2 separate regions of the Homo sapiens genome follow, and region 1 is linked to region 2. Evidence: read pairs that join two places in POLR2A ChIA-PET (ENCODE). Cell type or tissue: OCI-LY7. All regions are shown on one strand. Links, peaks and the distances in the headings refer to the core of each region. The heading gives the core; the rest is flanking DNA.

What was found. ChIA-PET counts read pairs that join two places held together with the same protein. Peaks named below come from ENCODE experiments on the same cell type or tissue, not always from the same donor. Only the 100,000 strongest peaks of a DNase experiment are listed, where the experiment ranks them.
Region 1: POLR2A ChIA-PET joins it to region 2 with 6 read pairs; 2 of 35 experiments call an interaction of 5 or more read pairs at or near these places.

Annotation. Positions count from the first base shown.
Region 1 is chr6:14,118,163-14,125,954 of GRCh38, reverse strand. All of the region lies in intron 2 of CD83 (CD83 molecule), which reads right to left. Among named protein-coding and RNA genes, the nearest start is that of CD83, 4.3 kb to the right of the region's middle. RefSeq lists enhancers at 3,681-4,010, 4,031-4,090 and cis regulatory regions at 6,886-7,386, 6,854-7,680, 7,251-7,751, 7,756-7,792. In OCI-LY7, for the core only: no CTCF peak of the experiment used is centred there; a DNase peak (open chromatin) is centred at 3,844; H3K4me3 peaks cover 1,990 bases; H3K27ac peaks cover 962 bases.
Region 2 is chr6:13,371,399-13,379,190 of GRCh38, reverse strand. All of the region lies in intron 1 of GFOD1 (Gfo/Idh/MocA-like oxidoreductase domain containing 1), which reads left to right. Among named protein-coding and RNA genes, the nearest start is that of TBC1D7-LOC100130357, 47 kb to the right of the region's middle. In OCI-LY7, for the core only: no CTCF peak of the experiment used is centred there; a DNase peak (open chromatin) is centred at 3,700; H3K4me3 peaks cover 818 bases; H3K27ac peaks cover 823 bases.

The DNA of each region.
Region 1 (7,792 bases), core at 1,563-5,562, 750 kb before region 2:
CTTTCCACACCATCCACCCACTCTGTCATTTCCTTACCACTGACACTTCCCGTCTCCTCTGGGAAAGTTGTCCTAGAAGTCCCAATCTCTGCTCTAGGGAGAAACTGTTTTTTCCACATATGATGTCTTCAAAATATCCACAACATTCTGTATTTTTTAAAGCACCATCATAATAATGTATCAAAACCCCTTTGGAACTGAGATTTGAAGGCAATGTTGGACCCTTCATTGTTCATGCCAATCATCTCTCTTCTATTAGCATCCCGTGGGGCCTGCTGGACCTGGAAGAGGTACCATTACAAGCTCTGAGTTCATGTCCTCTGAAGAACTCCACACCTAGGTTCTAGAGGAGGCAACTTAACTCAGGCCTGGTACCCCACGATCATGGAGACTGGCTCTGATAGGCACGTGACCCAGTCAAAGTCCCTTGAGAATAATCAGACATAAGTTGAGATATTTGAAGAGAAACACAACCTTCTCCTTTGCACTTGCTTCTGGAAGGATATACAGGTTGAGCATCCCTAATCCAAAAATCTGAAACACTTCTGCTCCCAGGCATTTCAGATAAAGGATGTGCAACTTGTCCAACTCTGTAGTTACTGGCTGTGATCTGGCTGCTATGTAGAGGTTGGACACAGAACCAATGTAAAGGAAGGCAGAGTTGACAGATGGAAAGTCACCAAGTCCTGGGGACATTCATGAACCTCTAAGCCTAGCTATATTCATTTGCCAGGGCTGCAGAGCACCACAAACTGGGTGGCTGAAACAATAGAAATGTATTCTCTCACAGTTCAGGAGGCCAGAAGTCCAAAATCAAGGTGTTGCCAGGGCCAAGCTCTCTGAAGGCTTTAGGGGAGAATCTGTTCTGTGCCTTTCTCTTAGCTTCTAGTGGTTGCCAGCAGTCCTCGGCGTTGCTTGGCTTGTAGACACATCACTCCAATCCCTGTGTCTGTCTTCAAATAGCTTTCTCCCTGTTGTCTGTGTCAGTGTGTGTTTTCTCCTATCAGGACATCATTCATACTGAAGTAGGGCCCACCCTAGTCAGGTAGCACCTCATCTCAATTTGATTACATTTGCAAAGACTCTATTTCAAAATAAAGTCACAATCACAAGCATCAGAAATTAGAACTTCTGATCTTTTGGGGGGGGCACAATTCAAGCCACAACGCCATCCATAACTGAAATGTGAACTGTATTTTGATTTTTCAATTTTTTCCCATTCCAATTATATATAAGCCAATATATTTCCTTCTCTTTAGGCTAGTTTTGATTGGATTTACAATCCCTCACAACTGAAAGACTCCTAATGATAAGGCACCCCGCACCACCATGTAAATAAGGTTGGTACGTAGGGGGCTATTGGCACATGGCTCCAGCCTCGAGGCCAGTCCTGCTTTGTCCCCTGGGCTTACATGCCTCCCACTCCTTGGGGAATGAGACCTCAAGGCCTGATTTGAATCAGAACCTCTGTTCTCCAGAACTGCTGGTCCAAGGTGATTATGAACTGTTTATGGAAACCAGCATCCTTCTTTTCCTAAAGGTTTTCCCTATGTGGACCCATAATCCTAGGCAGCTACCAGCTCTTCTAGAATCGGTAACCTCAATTCTATCGGTAATACCGATTCTAATCGGTAACCCCGAGGACTGCTGGCAACCACTGGAAGCTAAGAACTGGAACACTTCTCCAAATTGTCCCAATTTGGGATATGCAGTAGACTGGTCCTCCAAGAAAGCATCAAGTGATATTAACAAGCCTTGGGCTCCCAAGTCTGTACTAGTCCCACATGACACACACGGAAATTTTACCCAAATACACCTCAGTGCAAAACAAAACAAAATGAAAAACAAAAACATGCTTATGAGTATAAAAGAATCTTAGGGAAGTATTTTCTGCCCAGCTCTATTTTGAGCTAATGATTGTTGATACAAAATTTAGGGTTATTCCAGGAGTAGCCAGGAAGGGATTACGGAAACATCTTTAGAGGGAGGAAACTTTTTTTAGGTAATCAATCTGCTTTTAGTCTTGCCCTACATAAAACTTTCCCTTATGTCACTGAGACCTTCTCCAAACTTCCTCTTCTTTGTGTAGTGACATTGCCAAGTACGTAGCTAAGACAATCCAGTCCTCATGTGACTCAGGTTCCCCCTTTTATTAATGGAAAACAAGTTGGTTTTTTTGTTTAGCTTTTTTTTTTTTTTTTTTCAATTTAACTCTCAGCTGCTTTCTTCCTCCCTCCCCATTATCAAGCTAAAAGATTTTGGCAACTTGTGCTCTGTTCCACTATTGTCCAAAAATCTCAGTGATCCACCATTCTCATCTAGATGAGACTTCTTCTATAGCCACTCAGAGGCGGCCTCATTCTTCCTTGCCCACTCCTCCGCAGAACTACATGGACAGGACTGGTGACCAAGAGGAAAAGAAGGAAAAGAATGAAGTCTCCCTCTGAGACTCATCTTCTAAGATGAATCATATTCTATCCAACACCAGGAGAAATATGCTTTGCTTTAGGCATATTTTGCATTATGCCATTGTCTTTGCTTAAAATCCTTCAGTGAGGCCGGGCGTGGTGGCTTACGCCTGTAATCCCAGCACTTTGGGAGGCTGAGGCAGGTGGATCACCTGAGGTCAGGAGCTCGAGACCAGCCTGGCCAACATGGTGAAACCCTGTCTCTACTAAAAATACAAAAAAGTAGCCGGGCATGGTGGTGGGCACCTGTAATCCCAGCTACTCAGGAGGCTAAGGCAGGGGAATCGCTTGAACCTTGGAAGAGGGGGTTGCAGTGAGCTGAGATCACACCACAGTATTCCAGCCTGGGCGACAAGAGCAAAACTCTGTCTCAAAAAAAAAAAAAACAAAAACAAACAAACAAACAAAAAATCCTTCAATGGCTCCTTACTGCCAAAAGGATAAAGGTCAAGTCATTGTTGCTGGGCATTCAAGGCCCCTCACAATCTGTCTCTAGCCTACTTTCTAATGTTATCTCTCAGCCATATCTGCTGTTTAAGTCTCCCTTCTACATCACTGGTTACCTCAATGGTTCCCAAAAAGTCTTAGTGGATTCCCAGGCCTTTGCTCAAGATGGTCCTCTGGCAAAAGTTCTACATTGATCCTGAGATGGCCAATGCCAGGCCCAGGATGGGGCACACATTTGGGACTTAGAAGTATCTACTAAACAATGAAAGTGTAAATATGAGAGACATCTGAAAAGCAACTTTACATCTTTCATGGTTTGACCTAGGGAGGAGCCCATAAAAGTGATTCAACCAGGTCAAGTACTATAGGTGCCAATGGGGACAGTACGATTTTTTTTTTTTAATTCTAACATACATTGTTTTCATAATTCAATGGTTCTACATTTAATGTAGAAATGTTTCCTTTTTGTCCTAAAACATGTTCTTAAATCCACCTTACAACAGAATCATTCTGGAATCAAGGAAGCACAGTAAGTGTTCAGTACTGGCTCCTTCCATGGGCTATGAAGGTCTCTGGCTGTACAGATTACATCTGCCCCAACCGCTTATCAACTCTAGGCCCTCCTAAGGCACTCTGCTCTCCTCAGTATCCCTGGTTTTGTAGCTCATTATCACACAAGATGGTAGAGACAGAAAACATAACTCCACCAAAAAGAAGTTTAGCAACATACACGGAAGACAGCCTTGAACTTTTGAAGTGGCCTCACGCAAGCCATTAACCTGCTCTCCAACAGTTTCCTTAGTGTTAATGTCAGAAGCAGAACACTCCATGGATGGCCCATGATCTGCCCCAGCTGGGGCTCTTCTCAATATTATAAAGTCTATTTATAGTAGACTTTTATATGAAGTCACACTCTTACTTCCCTTTTCTCCCTTCCTTTGGAAATCATCTGAAAAGGGCACTTGTCTTGTGATGCTTCACTCTCCTCACCCCCGCAGCATCACCCAGAGATGACACCATATATCCTCTTTCGTTTTGCATCACCCATAGGCTGTCAGGGCTCCTAGCATGATACAAGAAGGCATTGCAACTCTGGGATAAATGATCACTCATTACTATCTTTAGTGATTATCAACCAGGCCCAAAGTACTCCAACCAAAGTCATCCTCTCTCTCCAAACCTACATTAAAGAGAGTGTAGACACAGCGACGCTTTTCATGAAGTCCACATGCAGCCCTTTAATGCATGGCTTTACTCCTCACAGACATGATATTGTGCTATGCCCTTTTATGCTGGAATTTAATCACAGGTCATGGCCAGTGGAAGAAAAGTCATGGATCAAAGTCTATTTGCATATTTTCTCAAAATACCTCCTCAAAGAACCACATCTATTACAACTTTTTTTTTTTTTTTTTTTTTTTTTGGTAGAGACAGGTCTCACTGCATTGCCCAGGCTGGCCTCAAACTCCTGGGCTCAAGTGATCCTCCCATCTTCGCCTCCCAAAATGCTGGGATTACAGGCATAAGCCTCAGCCACCACACCCAGTCTATTACAACTTTAAAAGATAAATCGATTGGCTCATGCCTGTAATCCTAGCACTTTGGGAGGCTGAAGTGGGAGGATGGCTTGAGCTCAGGAGTTGGAGACCAGCCTGGGCAATGTATTGAAATCTTGTCCCTACAAAAAATTAAAAACATAAAAATTAGCCAGGTGTGGTGGTACGCCCTTGTAGTCTCAGCTACTTGGGAGGCTGAGGTGGGAGGATTACTCGAGCCCAGGAAGTCGAGGCTGCAGTGAGCCATCTTCATGCCACTGTACTCCAGCTTGGGAAACAGGGTGACACTCTGTCTCAAAAAATAAACATAAAGCTAAATTGAGCTACTATCCTAATGAATATAATGTATTAACTTTTCTATTTCTTCTCAATCACCCATTATGCCTTAAAAAGTATAAGGGAGGAAGGGATGAGAAGAGGACCCTTTGTTGGATCCCAGTTAAGAGGACATGGTCCATAGAAGAGAAGAGCTGGGCCAACAGGAATTGGGATATCTCTGTCCACTTTTGGCTTCACCTTTAGCCTCTTGCACATGTGTCTATTAAGTCCCCTCTAGCCCATCTCACTGCATCTTTGAAACAGAGAGAACAGAATGAACACTCTTCCTTCCCAACCCTAATGTTGCAAACAGATTGGATGCTGTCTGTTTTGAGTTTTCTGGTCAAAGGCATATGATAAAAAACACATGGTTTACATGGGTCCTTTTGTTAATTACAAGTATCAGTGCCAAATGGACAAAGGCAAGATGCTACATGGTGCCGGAGGATTGAGTGGTGAATAGAATTTTAAATTGTGAGTCATTATAACCATACTTATGATATGCAGACAGCCTGCAGAATGTGCTTCAATCTGGTGGATGGTGAAAACCCACTGCAAGGGACTCTGCTTTCCTTGCCCAGTATGAAGCCCCCTCCTAAGCTGGCAAAACAGGTTTTACAAAGCCAGGGTAGTGATGATGAAGTGAGTAGGATGGGATAAGCTGGTTCTGGTTACCAAAATGAAATTCCTCCCTTTGTGGCTACCCCTCCACTTTGATGAAACATTTTACAAGAAACTTATAGAAAAATGACCAGATGCTTAACATTCTGTAAAATGAAGTATTTTGGCATTTCACCACTGGCCTTGTCTCCAGAACACTCTATCCATTTTTGTTGTATAAGCATAATCAATGAAAAAGTATAATTATTGGGCTGGAAAATAATAAGTATCTACAGAACATGCTGAGAGCTGTTTTAAAAAAAATGCTTAAAGGAACAATATATGTCACTTTCGAGGCACCTGATTCGTTTATTGGTATAGCATAACTCTCCTACCCACGAATCTCAATCACCATTTACTTCTCAAAAAATAACTACGGTATGACTTTTCATTGGCACTATTCCATGGATCAACAGGAAAAAAAGAACGCCTAGAGACTGCTGTCCCTTTTTTTCTTGACAGAGCTTTCAAAGACCTTGGGGGTAAATCTCGCAAGAATTCTGTCCAATAAACAAGCTCATGCGTTACCGAGTTACGTCACCAGCTGACATCCAAGGAGAAGTCCAAGGTTAATTGCTATGGTTTAGTGGACCATTCCAAATGACCCTGTGCAAGAAGCTTTCACTCCAGAACTGTTTGAACTTCACAGCCTGAAATTTCATCTACTTGTTTCATGAGTACTTTTTAATTACTCCCCTGGGGGTATTAATAATGTTTTCTTTATTAAATAGTTACTCTCTGGAAGGGATAGTGGTTTCATGTTTTTCCCCGTTCTTTGAGATAACTAAGTCCCTGCCTGGTTAGCCCAGGGGCACTTTGATTTTCTTTATCTTAAGTTATTAAGGGAGAAAACAGAGATCAAGATAGACCTCTAACAACTCAGGATTTGGAATCAGACTGCTTCGTTCAAATCCCAACTCCACCATTTAGCTAGCTGTGCAAAAGTGGACAAGTTATTTCCCTCCCTAAGGCTCAGTTTCCTCACCTGTAAAGTAGGAATAGTAACAGTACTAATCCCTAAGTCCATTCTTCCGATGGATGGAAATGGATAATGTATGTAAATATTTACCTTGGAGCTTGGCACGTGGTGAGCATTCAAAAATTGTTTTTACAATATTTTTAAAAATACTATTGTTTTGACTATGAGAACAATTTCGGAATTGTTGTGTTCTCTGATCCCACAGTAAGTAAGGTACCAATGAAGTAGGAATATTTAACACCTTACTTTTATACACAATACAATGCTCTGAGGCAGCAGCACCATCCCCGTCATGCATAACTCATGAAGTGCTGGGCTGAATTCACAGAGCACCTTTGCAATTTATAGGGCAAAAATTAGGTGCCGTGAAGAATACACAGAAGTATGGATACAGCCACTGCCCCCCAGGGAACTGACCATCCAGTTAGGAGACACACACACAAAGAGATCACCGCAATGATGCCTTGTACTGTTAAGTGGCCAAAGACGTACAGTTTCTTATAGTATCTTTTATGGTGGGCAGAAGAACGCCCTGCATTTTGGGGAAAGCTACAAGTGCAGAGATTTGCCCCCGTGGTAAGACAGCAAATCAGTGAGAGCTACAGAGTAAGGTTGTAATATCATATTCATTTGGGTTAAAATGGAGGTGCTGTGGTAGCAGTGGCCTGACTTAAAGAAGGACCAGTGATATCAAACAGTAGCTGCTTGGCTTTGGAATGACACCATCATTGCCATCTTAGAATCTGAGAATGTTTCAGTCAAGAGGAAACCTTGAAAAAGCCTCCTTGTCACTCAGTCCACTTACAGTAGGAGCAGCAAGGCCTGTTCTTACACATGCGGGCTCCGGCTCATGCATCCACCTGATGCTCTCAAGGCTGCCAGAGGAAGGAGGAGGAGGGCTAGGGGAGGAAGCCAAGGGTATCCCACAAAGGAGATGACCACTGATAACTACCATGGATGAAATGGCCTAAGTCACTTCTGTGTCTTAGCCTTTCCTTTCAAATTGCCCCCTCCCCCTCCCATGTATCATGGGCATCACAGTCACAAAACACAAGAAATCAGAAGTCTGGAGACATTCCCCCTGTCCAATGCCCAAATCTAGGTCCCTGTTGCTTTCTTCCTGACCTGCTGGCCCACAACCACAGGTGGCCTCCAGAATTAATCCAAATGAGAGTCTCTGCCCTTCCAAAACATCTTAAGTGGATCATTCATCTCAGGCCACCTTCAGTGACAGGAAGGGGATTGAGGTCTGCGGAGAGCAAAACCTAATTCGGCCCTGTACCTGGATGCGGATGGGGTGGGGGAGGCGCGACGGGAGGCTGGGTACTCCAAGTTCAGCTGCGGGAGACGCCCCTCGCCCCCAC
Region 2 (7,792 bases), core at 2,114-6,113:
CACAAACACTCAATTATTGCACTGTAGGTTACTTGTCAGTTTTTACGATTACCATCTTCCCACCACTCCCTGGGCCTTGGCACAGACTGCGTCTACCATTGGAGCTGGTGCAGGTGAAAGTGCTCTGGGCAGTAGCACGTTAATCATGTTTACCACCTGCTGTGGGTGGAGCCCTGGAGCTGGTTTGCCTCCTGGCTGCAGGAGGGGTTTATTGCCTCTGTTAGGCCACACCAGCAGCAGATGGGGTTCTCATAAGCTGATTGTTTCCCTCTGCTTCTGGCTGAAGCAGGAGGATCTCTTGTTTCTTGGGGAGGAAGCATGGAGCACTGGGCTGCTTTCCTTTCTTGGGCAGGCTTTGGCCACTCTAGGTGTTTTTATCCCTCCAAGGACATGCGTTCCTAGGCTGCAGGAGGTGGGGTTAATGTGATCCCGCAGTGGCTTTCCTGCTGGCACCTAGGTTCATGGAAGTGGAGTATGTGGCATGCCCATCACTGCCTGGTTCCTTTGGCTGAGATGAGAGGTGCCCACTTGCGGAAGGCTGGGGCCCTGGGAGGACTTCCTTTATTCAGCTGTGGGAATCCTGTAGGAACCCCAGCACTATAATGGCTGGTTTCCCCATCCTCTCTCTTTCTCGATAATAATCTTTCAGTTGTCCCAGCAGGTTCACTGCCATGGATATGGAGCAACCAGCTATTCGTCTTCAAAGAGAAGAGCCACTGTGTTCTCCCATGTCAAGCCTCCAGCCCTTCTTGCTTTCCAGTTCTTTCATCTTCAAGCTCTAGACTCTGCCCTCCTTTCATTGATTTCCCAAATCTTCTCAATACAATGCTGGGGTCTGCTGGGGGCGGAGCCTGAGGGGTTGGCACTTCCTTTATTAACCCATCTGGTAGTTCTGAGGCTCAGTCGTTTCATCCTATCCCCCATTCCACTCATGTGAAAAATGGAAAACACGGGGCTTTGGGACCACAGAACTGAATTTGCACCCTGGATCTGCACATATCTCTGACCTTGGGCAATCATAATCTCTAAGCCTTAGTTCCCCATTTTCTACAAATGGGGGTGATGGTGCTGGAGTGGTGCTTAAGTGAGCCAAAGGGAAGCCCCTGATGCCAAGTGGATACATACAATTTTAGCTCCTCTTCTCTTCCTTGTGCCCTTTTCTGCCCCAAGACTGAGGCTCTGGCCCTGCTCTGCACCTGTTTCTGTTGCTACTGCCTACAGGGAGCCCAGAGGTGGGGACACAATCTCATTGATAACAAGGGACTGAAAATAGATCTTAAAAACCCTAGAGCACCTCACTGAGTCTTTCTTTTTGATGGAGTAAAAACTACTGAAGGAACTCAGAAACAAAGAGAGTTTTGGAAGGAATGTAGACATATGTCTGAGAATACTTAAGACTCTTCCTCTGTGGGGGTTTCTAGAGCTTGCAGGCAGGTGACACAATGAGTGGACGGGGCTGGAGAAACTGTGGGAGGTAGAATTCTAAGAGGACCTTTGCCACTTGGTGTTACTTCTGTGATTAGTTCTACGGCAAAAAGGGGATCATCTGGGTGGGCCTAATCTAATCACAGGAGCTCTGGAAAGGTGGCAAATTCTCTCTCACTGGTGGCAAAAGAGGAAGTCCAAGGGCTTCCAAGCATGAGAAGCATCCAACTTCCACATGCTGTTGCTGGCTTGAAGATGGCAGGGCACACAGCAGGAAAGTGGGCTCTGTAGAAGCTGACAGCCAGCAAGGAGATGGGGACCTCAGTCCTATAGCCACAAGGAACCAAGTTCAACCAACAGCCTGAATGAGCTTGGAAGCAGATTCTTCTCCAGAATGATTGTGTGAAACCCTAATCAGGGATCCAGCTGAGCCCACCTGAACTTCTGTTCTAGAGAACTGAAAAGCAGTAAATGGGTGTTGTTTTAAGCTGCTCAGTTTGTGCTGGTTTGTTATAGCAGCAATACAAAACTAATACAGGACAGCAATGCACTAGAGACTGGTGAGGACTGTGGTATACTGGAGATGTACATGCCATCTAACTGTGGAAGCCACTAGATAGCTACAACTGAGTGTTGTCATGCAGGAGGCTCTGCAGAAGAAACCCAATGTTTCTGGATTTTTGCATTTTTTGAGACCAAAACTTAGGACTGTGTGAAATATATTGGCTTTTAAAAAAAAAAAAAAAACATATCTGCTGGGTAAATACACTTGTGATCCCTTCACTAAAGCACAACCCACCTTGAATAGAGAATTTCCTACATTTATTCTGAGATGTTGCCTAGTTTAAAGTATCTTGCCTTCCCACTGTACACACAGTGAGGATAGTGTTTCTCTTGAAGTATTGACTTGCAATCAACAAGGAGATTCTGAGGTTTTGTTGGGGACTAAGTGAGGGCTTTGGGAGATGATAGGAGGTTCCCAGCCTTTTGGATGTGTGATGAGGTTTCACGCCATGCTTGGGAAGAGAAAGCATAGATTCCTTTATTTCTCAACAGCCAGGCTGACCGCCATTCTAGGCCTCCATCCTCTTAGGTGGGTGGGTAGGAAATGGAATTGTAGTTCAACCCAGCAATCTCACCCAACCCAATCATTTGTGTTTTCTTGTATCTCAGCCTCTTTTACATGACTCTGGTGACCCAATGTTTGGCATTCTGCTTTTTCCTCTTCCACTCCAGAAATTGGCTCTTTCTATGGGGGTAGTGTGGCTTATGAGACTCTGGCTCTGTCCCTTGGATCCAGGGGGTGCACTGTGAATCCTGGCTTGTCCAAGCGTGGAGTGGTGGTGTAGGCTCAAGAATGGCTGTTCTAGGCCACTCTCTAGAATAGCGACCACCGAGGTACAGTAGTTGTCATTTGGCTATTTTGGACCAATATAGCAGGACTCAACTGCTGGAGTTCACAGTCCTGGCCATTTTCCTCTGTCCGCAAGTCCCTGACCACTGTCACCACTGTATCCAACTCCAAACCTCTGTTCTCCCATGGGACCTCTTGCCCCCGTCCCACCTCCCTGCCTCCTTAGACTCTGGTCTGTATGTGCCACTGACATGAAGGGGAGGACTGCCCCAGGCCTCCCTGCATGGGAAGCTGGCCACTAGCTTGGAAGGTCTCTTGGTTCTACATACCTACCTGTTGTTTCTAGACCTCTACCCTCAGTCTCCCTTGGGCTGGAAGTAGCAAGCTTTTCTTTTCTTTCCTGGGGAATGCCCCTGCTGGAAGGAGCTGGCTAGTGACTCCCCAATATCATATCTGCATTCTCAACTGTAGCCTCAAATATAAGCTGTAGAGATGGAGATGTATGGGATTTACCAATAAGGTAACAGAAATTCGAAAGTGTTTCAGGAGTAAATGCTCATTACACATGTGATAGTTTCCGTCATTAGATGACCAAATGCACACGAAGCAATCTGAGAAAATCCCCGTGCTAATGGGGGTTCCTGGGCAATAAGAGGGCCCAGGCAACAGGCTTGAGTCATGGGGGACGGTTCACAAAGGGGTTGGTGGGATAGGGGCTTGGCCTTATGGGCGGGTTGAATGTAGAAAGCACTTGAGCAATTAATTCAGTTCAACACTAAGTCCCATCAACATCAGCCATCCTGACTTCCTTTCACTGGCTGTAACCCTCTTTCCAAGCCCACTGATAGCCCCAGGAGCTTTAACACAGGAGCTGAATATGAGTCACTCTGACCCATTTCCGTTTCAGGTGTGAAATTAGGATGGAAACTTAATCAAATTGCCCTGAGACTTTAGATGTCACCCAGCAGAACATCGGGCCTCCCATCCCCACCGCCCTGGTTTCTGAAGCTCACTGCAGTCAGTCGCATGATTGTCTTCAGAGCCCTCCTTTTGTGCTGTGTGCTGCAGACATTGCATATATGTGCACAGGCAAGTGTAGCCAGTAAAAATAGGAGCGTGTATCTCTGGGTGACATGGGTGCAAAGAATAACCTAGCCAGCCTTAAGAGAAGGGTGATCAGAAGGCAGCAAGGGTGCAAAAGTTCAGATCAGACCCAAAGTACGACTTGATGGGAGGAATAAGTCCTAGCGTTCTATAGCACTGTAGGGTGACTGTAATTAGCAACAATTTATTGTATATTTTCAAATAGCTATAAGGAGAATACTGAATGTTCCCAACACAAAGAAATCATAAAGATTTGATTTCTTTGGCATGGGTGCAGTGGTTCATGCCTGTAATCCCAGCACTTTGGGAGGTCAAGGTGGGCAGATCACCTGAGGTTGGGAGTTTGAGACCAGCTTGACCAACATGGAGAAATCCTGTCTCTACTAAAAAATACAAAATTAGCTGGGCTTGGTGGCACATGCCTATAATCCCAGCTACTTGGGAGGCTGAGACAGGAGAATTGCTTGAGCCCGGGAGGCAGAGGTTGCAGTAAGCTGAGATTGCACTGTTGCACTCCAGCCTGGGCAACAAAAGACAAGAGTGAAACTTGATCTCAAAAAAAAAAAAAAAAAAAAAAAAGATTTGAGATGATGAATATGCTAATTACCTTGATCTGATCACTATACATTATATGTATTGAAACATCACTATACCCCAGCAATATGTATAATTATTACGTGTCAATTAAAAAAACTTATTTTTGGCTGGGCGTGGTGGTTCACACCTGTAATCCCAGCACTTTGGGAGGCTGAGACAGGCAGATCACTTGAGGTCAGGAGTTCAAGACCAGCCTGGCCAACATGGAGAAACTCTGTCTCTACTAAAATTACAAAAATGAGCCAGGTGCATTACAGGTGCATGCCTGTAACCCCAGCTACTAAGGAGACTGAGCAGGAGAATGGCTTGAACCTGGGAGGCGGAGGTTGCAGTGAGTTGAGATTGTACCACTGCACTCCAGCCTAGGCGATAGAGTGAGACTCTGTCTCAAAAAAAAAAAACAAACACACACACACACACACACACACACACACACAAAAAAAAAACATATTTTTAAAAAGACTAGGCTGGCTTTGTAGCCAGACAATCTGGGTTCAAATTCCAGATTTGACTCTACTACTATCGAGTTGTGGAATCAGAGGCAAGTTGCTTACCCCTCAGAGGCTCAGTTTCCACATCTGTAAGATGGGAACAGGACAAGTACCTGGTTGTGTAGACTAAAACATGAAAATGCATGCAAAATACATTGTGCCTCCTCTGGCACAAAGTAAGCACTCAATAAATGACTGTTGTTGCTATTTGAAATTGTACCATTTGTGCTATGAGCAGATCAGACTAGTCTTTTGAGTTGGGAAGTTGTATTGATGTTAAGAACTTTCATGGGGATTGAAAATCGGGGATTTAGTCTCTTCAAATGGCCTCTTTTAATGTATATGGAGGAAGGGACAGAGGGAAGAGTGAGATTTAGACAAGTCAATCCTGATGATACTTCCACTTCTTTTGCAGTTTCTAACTTCAAAAAAAAAAAAAAAGCGTAGTGTGTGTGTGTGTGTGTGTGTGTGTGTGTGTTGGGGGAGCAGGAAGGAGATTAGCAGGAAGAAAAATAAAAGGGGAAAAAGAGCTGGGCTAAATGGAGTGTTGCAGTAAGTGAGTGAGAGAGTGAAAGTGACTAAATGTCCCATGTCTCAGGGTGCAGGGATGGAGGGATTATAAATAGCTCTGTTCATATGCTTAGTTCTGTTGAAACCAGAGATTTGTCTTTGACCTGCCTTTTTTCTTTTTCTTTACTCTAAACTCCAATTCTGCTTAATCTTTCTTGAATCACAGATTATTTTAAGAATCTAATGAACCTCTCTCAGAAAACTGTGCATCAGGATATACACACAACAGTTTTTATAAACAGTCCAGTATTAGCAGTTTCCCAGATTCCACATTAAACACCATTAATCTTATTTTAGACCATTTTTTATACCCGAACCAAACTCTGAATGATGAATAGGCAAGCTCCTATGCATGCTTCAGAACCCAGCTCAAACGTTCCCTCTCCAGCAAAACTTTCTTCCATGCCCAAATCGGTTGGGCAGCCCTTCCTTCATGGTTTCATTGTTTATCACTTTCTGAGATCTGCATTCCATAATCACGCCTTTCCTGATTGGTCTCCTCTACTAGACTGTGAGCTCTTATTCATCTTTCTTACTCATTTTTTGGTCCCAGTGCCTAGCACAGAAATGTTGAAGGAACAAAGTATAAATGAAGATAATGAGTTCCCTACTTGAAATGCAAAGCAAGCCGTCTCTACCTTCTGCAAATGCGAGGAAAAAATAGGAAGCCATATCTGATGGGACTTCTTTTGGGGGCTCTGCCAATCTGCTGGGACAGCTGCAAGCCAGCCTGCAGAACTAGCATCCGTTTTGGCTTCTAGAAGATAAGGGGCTGTCAACACAAGTGGAATGATGGGGAGGAACTCGTGGAAAGTAGCATTGCCTCTGAGATTTCCACCATGATTAGATCAGGGATTGTGTGATTGGAAGTGTGCTCACGGGGAGGGATGCTTGAGGTTCCAGGCTGATTATGTTAGGGAACAGCCCTGGTCCCTGGGTGGCCAGGTGTCAGCCATCCTTCAGGTACCCAGGGATAACTTCCCTGATGAAGGGCAGCAACGGGTACCTGCTCTGTGGGACAACAGAGCTCCATCTTTCCCTAGAGGTGTGAATGGGAAGCCCCTTGCCCAGACTCCCAGGGGTACCATTTGGATCAAGTGTCAGCCCCACCAAAGCTCTGATCTGTCCTGAGATAGGAGCAGAGACTCAGCCACAACTTGGAGACCCTGAGCTTGGAGGATATAAGGGGAGCAGCTGCCTGAAGGGCTTTAGGGTCTCTGGGCTGGAAACTCTTCCCTATAGCACAGATTTCTCAGGAGGGCCATGAATATTTTGGCTCGGTTACAGAGAACACATTCAGCAGGCTTCGGAGGGAGCTGATTTTCCATTTCCCCATGAGGGATCTCAGGAGGGCAGTAAAGCTTCTTCTGAAATTATTTAACTTAAAAGCTTCTGATGAAGATCAGGCACACTGCCTTGCACATAGCACTCTAACCCGTCAGAAGTTTCCCACGGATCTCATTTTGCTCCTAATTACAGCACGGCAACATAGGTTGGAAGGTATCTCTCAGCTCCACCATTTTAAAGACAGATAGCTTCGCTTTATTTGCTGCTGAGAGGATATTGTCTTAAAATTTTAAGTTGGTTCAAGCCCCAAAGCCTTCAAAAGACCCAGCTTTAGCTCTTTGTTCTCACACAAAGGGCTGCCTGGTCTTTGTGGAGTGAGTTGTGAAGGCCTCCCCAGAAGACTCAGGCCAGTCCTCGTGTGCTTTCTGCCACTCACCCGTGGTCACACTGCATCACATTGACAGATGCGGCAACCCTCCAAGACAGCCATTTCTGGATGCAGGGACAGAGCCCTCAGGGGGGCGAGCTGAGCATGGAGCCGTGGCGTGATGGTTCACAGTCCTGGATGGATGCAGCAGAGTGACCCTCACCCATCATACCCGCATGTGCACAGAAAGCCCCTCCCGTTCCTCTACCACCATTGAGAGCACCAGGGGACTTTGCCAGACCTCTCCCACCACTTGGGAAATGTTTGGGGCTTGGCAAAACACAAAACATACTTTCTCAGGCACTTCTTGTTTTCATGGTTTTCATTTTTCACTGCCTGTTAATCTGGAGTGAAATAGAGTCCATATGTTCCAAGTCCCTTTGCCTAATTCTCTGCAGCATGATTTTTATCTCTGAAATTGTTTGAAGTCCCAAAGTTTTTGATCTTTTTGCCTCAGAAAGTGGGCACCACATTTTGCCACAAGAGGATGTAAACCTGAGACCTAAAGAACGTGTGTTGGCCTGGTGCTCCCAGAGG